Regions from separate parts of the Homo sapiens genome. Here region 2 is linked to region 1. Evidence: read pairs that join two places in POLR2A ChIA-PET (ENCODE). Cell type or tissue: IMR-90. All regions are shown on one strand. Links, peaks and the distances in the headings refer to the core of each region. The heading gives the core; the rest is flanking DNA. Region 1 overlaps ARSI (arylsulfatase family member I). Region 2 has its middle 13 kb from the start of SPARC.

Evidence for each region. Peaks named below come from ENCODE experiments on the same cell type or tissue, not always from the same donor. Only the 100,000 strongest peaks of a DNase experiment are listed, where the experiment ranks them.
Region 2: POLR2A ChIA-PET joins it to region 1 with 6 read pairs; 1 of 35 experiments calls an interaction of 5 or more read pairs at or near these places.

Annotation. Positions count from the first base shown.
Region 1 is chr5:150,292,599-150,297,963 of GRCh38, forward strand. ARSI (arylsulfatase family member I) reads right to left here. Exons shown (of 2, transcript NM_001012301.4): 2 at 3,745-5,365. The coding sequence ends at 4,616. Among named protein-coding and RNA genes, the nearest start is that of CAMK2A, 5.5 kb to the left of the region's middle. RefSeq lists enhancers at 357-938, 939-1,519. In IMR-90, for the core only: no CTCF peak of the experiment used is centred there; a DNase peak (open chromatin) is centred at 2,723.
Region 2 is chr5:151,697,177-151,702,541 of GRCh38, forward strand. No RefSeq gene overlaps it. Among named protein-coding and RNA genes, the nearest start is that of SPARC, 13 kb to the left of the region's middle. RefSeq lists an enhancer at 2,283-3,104. In IMR-90, for the core only: a CTCF peak has its summit at 2,072; a DNase peak (open chromatin) is centred at 2,165; H3K27ac peaks cover 3,375 bases.

The DNA of each region.
Region 1 (5,365 bases), core at 153-5,152:
GTCCCAGCACTTCAGGGCACTGTTCCCTTAGTCTGCACTGGAGTTTAGCTCATGGTTTGGAAATCACCTTGTCTAAGCCTAGTTTGCAGCAATTTCTGTAGAACAAAGAACTAGAGCTAGAAGGAGAGGAACCACAAGGCTCTCCAGCTCATCGGGTGCCAAAGGAATGATGATGCTGTTTTAAAAATTCACAGTAAAACAAAAAAGCAACTATGCTGTGAGATTATGAGGCTGTATTAATGGAAATCTAATGTTCTGAACTGGGACAGTCCTGCGTGGCTGGGTGCTGGCCTGACCCCTGTTTCCTCTCCCGATTCCCACTGATGAAATGGAGCATGCTCAGAAGTGAGCAGAGCACATGGGGAAGACCCTGGCATCAGGTCCCTCAGAGGAAGGTGTGAAGGAATGGAGGCAGGAAGATGGCCACCTCTCTCCCTGTATGTGATGTGGACCACGGGGGCAGCCTCTGTGGCTGCTGGGAGCAGGGCCAGCACAGCCCCGCTCCTGTCATCTCTTTCTTCCCTACTTCCATCTCTCCTTTCCACTCTCCTTTCTTCTCTCCTCTTGCCTTCCCCTCTCCCTCATTTTTCCTGTTCCCTCTTTTGCATCCTTCCTTCTCAGTTCTCCGTCTTTCTCATCTTTTTTACTTCCTTTCTGGTTTCCAGCTCCCTCTCTTTCTGTCACTCTTCTCTCCCTCCCCTGCTGGCCTGCACTGTGCATGCGGTCCTGGGGGATGGGCAAGTTGAGGGCTGCAGGATCCAGATAGCAGAGAGATGGCTGGAGAGGCAGAAGAGAGAAGAAGAGGAGGGAGAAGAGGAAGAAGTCCCCTCTGAAAGTCTTACACATGAGCACACACACACACCCCTCTGAGCCTTCCAGAGCCTAGCTCAGCGGTGTGGGCACTGCCTCGGACAGGCACCCCCCACCTTCCTGAGGGTAATAGCCACTCTGCTGAGAAGGCATGACTGCTAATTCACCACCTCCCCTGAGCCCGCGAGGCTAGCAGCTGTGCCCGGTGGTGGCGGGCACTGAGGAGCCAGCCGTGCCTCTGTGGCGCTGAGAGAATGAGCCGATGATTGCAGGAGGGGGACTGTTCCTGCCAAACTCCCCACTCCCCAGGGCCAAAGCAGACACGAGAGGCAGCACGTGTGCCCCCATCTGCAACACGCGTGTGGTATTCGAGAGCAGGCCTCCATGCTATGGGCTGGTCGCCAGGGGTGGGAGCCCTGGAGGTTGCTGAACCCAGTCCTGACATGCCAGAATAGGGATTGGCACGTGAACACAGGCAGTGCTCCACAGAGACAGAAGGGATGAAAAGTGACCAGGGCTGGGTTCCTGCATGGGTGATTGTAGCCCCAGTGGCATTGTGACAGCTGACTCAAATCCCACCTTCCACAGCCCACACACATATGCCCAAGTGCCCCAGGGTCCTGCAGGGCCTGGGCAGGCACCACAGAAAGTGTGCCATCCAAAGGGTCCCCACAGGGCCTGTCCCACTAAGGGCAGTGAGCATGGGGGGCAGAATTGGTGGAAAGTGGGCCAAGAGAGAAATGGTCCTGCTGAGGGTCTGGGTGGAGGGAGATTGGGTTCATTCATTGCAGTAAGTAAGGCTAGGCCTACATGAAGAAGTGGGGGAAGTCAGGGATCAGGGAGCAGAACTGTCCCTGAGGTCTCCCACACAGGAGGCACTCTTGCAGGGGAGAGTGAAGCAGAGAGCCATGGGACAGAGGACAATGGCTACTGGGCCGATGGCTGCATAGCACTCCTTGCAGTTAGAGGACCTGAGTTCGAGTCCTGGAAGAGCTTGCAGGAGGTCTCCCCAGTAGAACCTCCACTTCCTCCTGAGAAAGATGGAGCCCAGAGCACTGGCCCTCCATCCAGGTGTGGGGCTATCACTTGGCCCTTGGGGAATGGGTTACCAGAGCCCAGGACTCTACTGGCAGGGCCCAGCTTGGACAGGCTGCCCCCTGGCTCTGGCCCCTACAGCTGGCAGATCAGCTGCCATCTGGTGCAGCCAAGGAAGAAACAGGGGGTCTCACCAGGCATCTCTGGGCTCCACTTCCCCAGATCTGTGGCCCGAGGGACCGGAGCTGCCTCTGATCTGCCCTCCCTTCCCTCCCCACAAGCACAGGTGCTCAAATGGTACGAGCACCTGCCTGGCAGTGCCAGTTGGCGGCCTGGCACAGAGTCCAGACCCAGGTGCCCCGGCTGGAGGAAACTTGGGCCACAGGAGATGGGAGGGGGCTGGCAGGAGCCATGCTGATTGCTGGGAAGAGCAGAAGTCACCACAGGCTGAGCCTGTTATCGTAGTGCTTGAGTGCTCTGGGGCACCCAAGACCCTCCACCAATCTCAGGCCTAGGCCAGCCGCCAGCTCCTCTAGACCAGGTTGCAGGCTCAAGCTTGCGTGGGGCCACCGGGCTGTTTGCTGAGCGCTGGGTTGGGTAGGACTCAGCTAGGCAAGCTCTGGGCTGGATTTGAGACTGGACCAAGACCTGGGGTCAAGTCTCCTTCTCAGGGCACCAGGAACAGGTGCCAGCCCCATCCCCAGCTAGTCTTTCTTGGTTTAGGTTGGTCACAGGCAGTAAGCCTCGGTGATTAGGGGACAGCAGAAAGGGCCATTCACGGTCCTGCACTTGCGGTGCCAAAGGGCAGGGGCCCTGGGAGAGAAGTGGGGGCTGGAGCTGGAGGGTAAGCCTCGGGCAGGGCTGACTCAGCAGGCACAGGAGAGGCCTCCATACAACTCGTGCAAGCCCGGAGTGGCAGGGAAGCCTTGGCTCCATGCCACCCTGGAAAGGCCCCACCCACACAGCTGGGACAAGCACCCAGCAGAGCTAGAGTACCCTGAGGAGTGGGCGAACTACGGACAGCTCATCTCCCAGGGTGTGTCAGGCCTGGGCCACCGCCCTAACAGGTGACTTACTTCTTCAGAGCCTCCCTCCTGAGCAGACTGAAATGCTGGAGGTCACTGGAATCCAGAGGCCTCTGCCTATCCTGGCTCCTGCCCCACGACACAGCTGGGAATCAACATCATAGAGGCAGGGAAAGATGCTAGTTGGGGGAGGTGATAAGGGGTAAAAAGAATAGGGCCAGGAGGAAGGGGCTTAGAGCATGAATGGTCACCTCCACCCAACAGCCTCAGGCCAGACCCTCACTCCTGGACTCAGCCACATCTGCAGTGGGGATGGAACTCTGTAACCAATACCTGAACCCCCACACATACCGCACCCACCCCACCCCACCCATCCTGCTCATCCACAAGCTGATGAGTCCTAACAGGCCTCCTTTGCCAGTGACAAAAATAACTATTTTAAAAATTCACAGCAGGGCTTTCGCCTACACACACTGCGCCGACTGGAACCTGAAGGGAGATATGCAGAACGCAGTGTGCGGATGGAGGCGCGCTAGGCGGCAGGCGGGCTCTGCAACACCCGTGGCCTCCTCGCTACCACTCAGCCTGCCCCCCACCCCAACACACACACATGCACACTAGCCCAGAATGGCCAAATGGGAAGTGCTCTTAGATCATCACTGAACATAGTGGGATGTTGAGGCCCAGAGAGGGTCAGGGATGTGCCTGAGGTCACATAGTGGGTCTGTGGCAGGACTCCCATTCCCCCACCGCCTAGCCAGGCTGTCCACCTCCTCTCCTGTTCACTCGGCCGACCGTGAGCTCATACCTGCCCCCAGGACACACATGCACACACCCACACATGCTCATAGTCAGACAGCACTGCATCCCTCACTTCCATGTTACGACACTTTAATCAAGTTCACAAGCTCCTCCACAACCTTGGCCAGTCTTCCAGAGCCTCATGAAGGAGGCAGAGCCAGGGCTGGCATCCCCACTTGCAGGTGGGGAAATCAAGGCCTAGAGGGCAAGAACTGTGCCCCAGGTCACAGGAGAACCCAGGTGTCCTGGTACTGGTTTGGGGGCTCTTCACAGCTCTTTCTACCACCCTTGGTGCTGCAGCAGTTAATGGCCCAGCCAGTTTCTCTGGGTACTGGAGGGGCCAGAAGAGGAATTTTGCACCACGGTGCCTGACACCAGTCTGACCGGAGGACTGGCCTAGGCCATGTGAAGACCCAAGAAGGTCAACCCCCCCGACCCCTGCCCTCCACCCACAGCGCTTGGGGGTCCCTGTAGAGAGCAGCCAGATTGCCATGCTTCAGCTGGGGGCCAGGCTTGGAGTTGCCTCCAGGCAACTCCCAAACACCACCACAGGGATCCCGTGTTAAGGGGGAAGCCTTAAAGGAGTTGTCAAGTGGCAAGGCCGGCCAGGAACTCCACCGTGGCCCCAGGCTCCAGGGCCACACCAAAGAGTCACAAAGTCATTAGAGCTCATTTTACAGATGAGGAAACTGAGGCTAAAAGCTCATGTGGGTCACCTGAGGTCACAGAGCAAGTCCGTGAGGAGGCAGGACTGAGACACAGGCATCCCAGTCTGGTTTATTCCCACCCACTCCTATCCAGGCTCCCTACCCTGTTCAACCAAGGGACTCTACACCCTCCAACTCCCTGTAGATGGAGATGTGACAGGCTTCTCCCTGAGAAACAGCAGGGCCAAGCCGGAGTGGGGAAGATCCTCTAAAGGACAGTTTTCTCCCTCCCCACCATCAGATCCGTTGGGACATTAGCCTGGTGTTGAGTTTACGGAAAAAGGATCGAAGCTTGCAAATCTTGCATTTTTTCTTGCGACGACCCCGGGAGAAGCTTCGAGCCCTCCCTTCCTCTTCCTCCTCTTCCTCATCACTGGCCCAGGGCCCCCAAGCACCCCCATTAAAGTCAGGATGAGCCCGGGGGTTCTCAGCTGGGTAGCGTACCGGGATGGCTGTGCGGTTATATTCGGCCAGGCGAGCCAGCAGGGTGCGGACCACATCAGGCCGCTGGCCAGCCAGGTCCTCCCGTTCATAAGGGTCAGCACTGATGTTGAAGAGCCACACGGCCTGGCGGACACTGGCCATTCGTTCCAGGTTCCACCAGCTACCCGGGAAGGTGGCCAGTGTCTGCGGTGGGATCCAATCGCCATAGCCGGGGTCTCCTGTCAGCAGCTTCCACTCACCCACGCGGATGGCAGCCTGCACGGCGGTGTTCCAGATGCCAAAGCCGCCCTCCAGGGAGCCATGCTGGGCATGGTTGTAGAGTGGGTCAATGTTGTGCAGGATCTCCGTGCGTGGTGAGGCCCGGCCCTCGCTGATGGCCGGCCACACGTCGTAGCCATCTAGCCCATCGGCTGCTGAGGTGGTACCACCTGCCAGACCCACCAGGGTCGGGTACCAGTCAGTGATGTGCATCAGTGCCCGGCTTGTCCGTTGCTTTCGCTTGAGCAGGGGACTGTGGACAAAGCCTAGGCCCCGCACGCCACC
Region 2 (5,365 bases), core at 126-5,125, 1.4 Mb after region 1:
CAGACCCCTCGTCCGTCCTTGCTTCAACCACGACAGAACTGCCTTTGTCTGTTTGAAATATTGGGCTTTTGTCTAAAATTTCATTTCTTTTTTATTTTTATTTGTACTTTGTTTTTATTTTTTAATTTTTAATAAAATTTTAATTTACGTTTCAGAGAAACTTCTCTAGTAACGAACTATACAAATAATCCCTGAAAGTATAGTCTTGTAAGATTTCATTTCCAAAGGCGGTTTCGTTAATTAAAAAAAAAAAGTTTGGAATGCACTCATTTATTTTCAGCCCACTGGCTCTCCAGGTGAAGAAAAATGAACCCTGGAGAGAGGGGGTGATCTATCCAAAGACCCAGAGCATCGCAAGCTCTCCAGGGCTCTGTGGGAAGGGGGAGAGTTCCAAGATCCAAGCAGAAGCCACGGAAGACTCGAGCCTGCTTGCTGGAAGCTTTCAGTTTGGTCACTCTGGGCAGGCAGGCAGCTGGCAGTCCCTATGTCCACCCCGAAGCTGGAGGAAGAGACTCCATCTATTAGCCCAGCATCTCCCCGAAAGGAAAAACCAGAGGCCAGGTGCTGTGGCTCACGCCTGTAATCCGAGCACTTTGCGAGGCCAAGGCAGGCAGATCACTTGAGCCCAGGAGTTCAAGACCAGCCTGGGCAACACAGGGAGGCCTGGCTCTACAAAAAATACAAAAATTAGCCTGGTGTGGCATGGGCCTGAGATCCCAGCTAGTCAGGAGGGTGAGGTGGCAGGATCACTTGAGCCCAAGGAGGTCAAGGCTGCAGTGAGGTGTGATCCTGCCACTGCACTCTAGCCTGGGCAACAAAGTGAAACCCTATTTGAAAGAAAAAAAAAACTGCCAGGTGCGGTGGCTCATGCCTGTAATCCCAGTACTTTGGGAGGCCAAGGCAGAGGGATCACCTAAGGTCAGGAGTTCAAGACCAGCCTGGCCAACATGGTGAAACCCCTTCTCTACTAAAAATATAAAATTAGCCAGATGTGGTGGTGCATGCCTCTAATCCCAGCTACTCAAGAGGCTGAGGCATGAGAATCACTTGAATCCAGGAGGTGGAGGTTGCAGTGAGCTGAGATCATGCCACTGTACTGCAGCCTGGGCAACAGAGCGAGACCCTGTCTCAAAAATAAATAGATAGATAGATAGATAGATAGATAGATAGATAAACAAAATGAGCACCGGACAAGGATTCGAGAGACCTGGGCTCCTCACCCAATCATTAAATGATATGGGCAAATCCTTTTCTCGTTCTGGGCCTTACTTTGCTCATTTTTTTTTTTTTTTTTTTTTTTTGAGATGGAGTCTCACTTGGTTGCCCAGGCTGGAGTGCAATGGTGTGATCTCGGCTCACTGCAACCTCTGCCTCCTGGATTCAAGCAATTCTCCTGTCTCAGCTTCCCGGGTAGCTGGGATTAAAGGCACCCGCCACCACGCCCAGTTAATTTTTGTATTTTTAGTAGAGACAGGGTTTCACCATGTTGGCCAGACTGGTCTCGAACTCCTGACTTCAAGTGATCCACCTGCCCCAGCCTCCCAAAGTGCTGGGATTACAGACGTGAGCCACTGTGCCCAGCCATTTTGCTCATTTGTAAAATGAGGCTATTGGGTTAAGTTATAGTTTCCAGGCAGTGGGTGATGAGAACCAAGATGATGGGGTTCAGATCCTCCTGAGAACCCCTTAGAGGCAGCTGTTGTTTTGCTATGTTAATTGTAAACGAGGATTCTGCAGCTAATAAAATGCTTGAAACTCACGAGGCCATGTAACTTAAAGGCCTTTTGACCATTAAATTCAGTGTTTTCCTCCTCTTTCTGTCTCCTGCTTCTCTCCCTCCCCTGAATTCCTTACTCAAATCCCTGAGTTTGCTGGCAGAGACTTCATGATTCTTCAGGGTTGCAGCCCTAAGTCTATCTTGCTATCTCTCTAGAGGCTGGACTCTGCCCTTTCACTTGCAGCATGGGAGAAGAATTGTTTCTTTCCTAAGATCATTAGGGAGACCCAAGGGTCAGGACAAATCATAGCCAGCCACCCCATCTGGCCCAATGCTGAGCTCTCCAGCTCCCCCGTCTCCCACTGAACGGCTCGCTTCCCAGCCCCATCCCAAGTTAGGTTATTCTCCTGATTCAGACATTTTTGTGGTGTGAAATCATCTCCGCCCAGCCAGCCGAAGCTGGGAGCTCACTCCAGCCCACTGCAGCTTGCTGGCCCTCCCTTTCCCTGCCACGTCCCCACACCCTCAGCTCCTCTTCTCCCAGCACTCAGAACTTCCATTTGATTTCCTTTCAATTCTGCAAAGAAACAAAGAGTGTCAAGGGCATGTTGGATTCAGCTCTGTCCTCTCCCTGTAGCTCCTGGTGCAGGTCCTGGCTCATGATCAACCCCTAAGGGAAAGTGATTAAAATAAGTTTGTTAAATCAAGACAGAGAAAGGAGACAAAGGAAGACAGACAGAGTCAGACAGTGGAAGGGAGAGACAGACACTGAGAGTCTGCCATGATTAAGAGAGAGACAGAGGCCAGGCATGGTGGCTCATGCCTGTAATCCTAGCACATGGGGAGGCCAAGGCGGGTGGATCATCTGAGGTCAGGAGTTTGAGACAAGCCACGCCAACATGTCGAAACCCCATCTCTACTAAAAATATAAAACTTAGCTGGATGTGGTGGCACGCGCCTGTAATCCCAGCTACTCGGGAGGCTAAGGCATGAGAATCGCTTTAACCTGAGGGCCGGAGGTTTCAGTGATCCCAGACCATGCCACTGTACTCCAGCCTGGGTGAAAGAGAGAGACTCCATCTCAAAAAAAAAAAAAAAGAAAGAAAAGAAAAGAATGGCCGGGCACAGTGGCTCACGCACTTTGGGAGGCCGAGGTGGGCAGATCACGAGGTCAAGAGACCGAGACTATCCTGGCCAACATGGTGAAATCCCATCTCTACTAAAAATACAAAAAAAAAAAAATCTAGCTGGGCGTGGTGGCGCATGCCTGTAGCCCCAGCTACTCGGGAGGCTGAGGCAGGAGAATCACTTGAACCCAGGAGGTGGAGGTCGCAGTGAGTGGAGATCCCGCCACTGCACTCCAGTCTGGCGACAGAGTAAGACTCCGTCTCAAAAAAAAAAAAAAAAAAAAGAGAGAGAGACAGAGGTGGGAGACAGAGAGACAGAGAGATGAGACAGACACAGAAACAAATGCAAAGAAAACTTACCTGAAACTTAGCAACAAAGCAAAAGGGTGACTGCATGTCCTCTCAGTGTTAGACTGGAACATGGTCTGACAAGTCCATCCAGGGATCATCTTCTCTAGGGGTTGTGCTACCTACTATTGATGAGGGCTCTGACTTTGAAGTTACATGTTAACTTGCAGGTTTCTGTCCATTAGAAACAAAACAAAAAAAAAGAACCCCAGAGGTGACAGTGCAAATGCCTTGCAGGGCGTTAACCGGTTTTGTATATTACCCAGCAGCCTTTTTCCAGCATTCTTTCAATGCAGTAGCTGTATAATCTCTTTTTGAATTCTCTTTGAACCAACTTTACCATGCTGCTTATTCCCTCATTAATGGGTTAAAAAAATCATTAACATGTGCTCATTTTTTATTCATTTTTATTCATTTTTTATGAGTCATGTTTTTAACTGTTAAAAACTGTATTCTGATAAGAGAGGCAGAAATAGAATGAGACAGAGATGAAGAAAGAGACAGAGTGAGAGGCAGAGGCAGAGATAGAAAGGGAAAGAGACATAGGGACACTGAGAGAGGCCAGAGAAAGAGACACACAGAGAAACAGAAGAAACAAAGGTTAGAGGGACTGAGACCCAGTGAACCCATGCACAGAGTCAGAGAGAGAGAGAGAGACAGAAAGGCTAGCAGCAGAGATCAAGATCAGCCATGCATGCACAAAACACCAGAAGTAATGTTAGCCTCTGGGGAAGGGATACATTGGAGTGAAAATGGAGGTGAAGGGGAGGGACTTTTATATTTATTTATTTATACTTCTATCTTGAATTTCTTTCTTTTCTTTTCTTTTTCATTTAGAGACAGAGTCTCTCTATGTTGCCCAGGTTGGTCTTGAACTCCTGGGCTCAAGTGATGCTCTTGCTGCGACCTCCCAAATTGCTGGGATTATAGGCGTGAGCCACTGTGCAGGCACTTCAATTTCTTATGAGAATATAATCATGTGTTATTTTATACTTTTATTTTTTATTTTAATTTTTATCTTTTTGAGACAGAGTGTCACTCTGTCGCCCAGGCTAGAGAGCAGTGGTGCGATCATGGCTCACTGCAGCCTTGACTTCTCAGGCTCAAGTGATCCTCCTTCCTCAGCCTCCAGAGTAGCTGGGACTACAGATGCACACCACTAGGCCCAGCTATTTTTTTACTATTATAGAGATGCGGGGGAGGGGGTCTCACTATGTTGCGTAGGCTGCTCTTGAACTCCTGGGCTCAAGCAATCCTCCTATCTCCGTCCCCCAAAGTGCTGGGATTACAGGTGTGAGCCACCATGCCCAGCCCATTTTACATTTTTAAAATAGTCATAGAGGGAAAGGCAAAGAGAGACTGTGAAAGAAGCAAAACCACTAGAGAGAGAAAACATCAAGAAAGCAAGGACAGGTACACTGGCTGGCACCTGTAATCCAAGCGCTGTGGGAGTCAGTAAAATTCTTGAAAATTAACTGTAACATTATTTCTTAAACTTTCTAATTTTTGTAACTATTAAGGCTGATTTTTAAAATTATGGTAAAACAAATATAAAATTCCTATGGTGAGTTATTGATAATGGAAACATCATCACTGTGAAACAAATGTAGGTATTGTGTGAGGCACAAGAGCTACAGTGGAGACAAAGACAGACGAGGTCCCTGCTTTCATGGCACTTACATTCTGGGGAGAAGGCAATAGAGAACAGGCCCATAAATAAACACACAAGACAATTTTTTTTTTCTCAGATGGAGTCTCGCTCTGTTGCCCAGGCTGGAGTCCAGTGGCATGATCTTGGCTCACTGCAACCTCCACCTCCCGGGTTCAAGCGATTCTCCTGCCTCAGCCTCCCGAGTAGCCAGGACTACAGGTGAGTGCCACCATGCTCAGTTAATTTTTTTTTGTATTTTTAGTAGAGACGGGGTTTCACCATGTTGGCCAGGCTGGTCTCGAACTCCTTACCTCGTGATCTGCCTGCCTGAGCCTCCCAAAGTGCTGGGATTACAGGCGTGAGCCACTGCACTTGGCTCTCTGAGATCATTCTTAGCCCCTCAGGCTATATGACTGGCTTGTGAGGGCCAAGTGCAGCTTGGACTGAATCCAGGCCTGGGATATTTACACCTTAAGGTCATTTTCAGTTTCCAGCCCAGAGTTTTGGCCCCAAAGGCAGGCG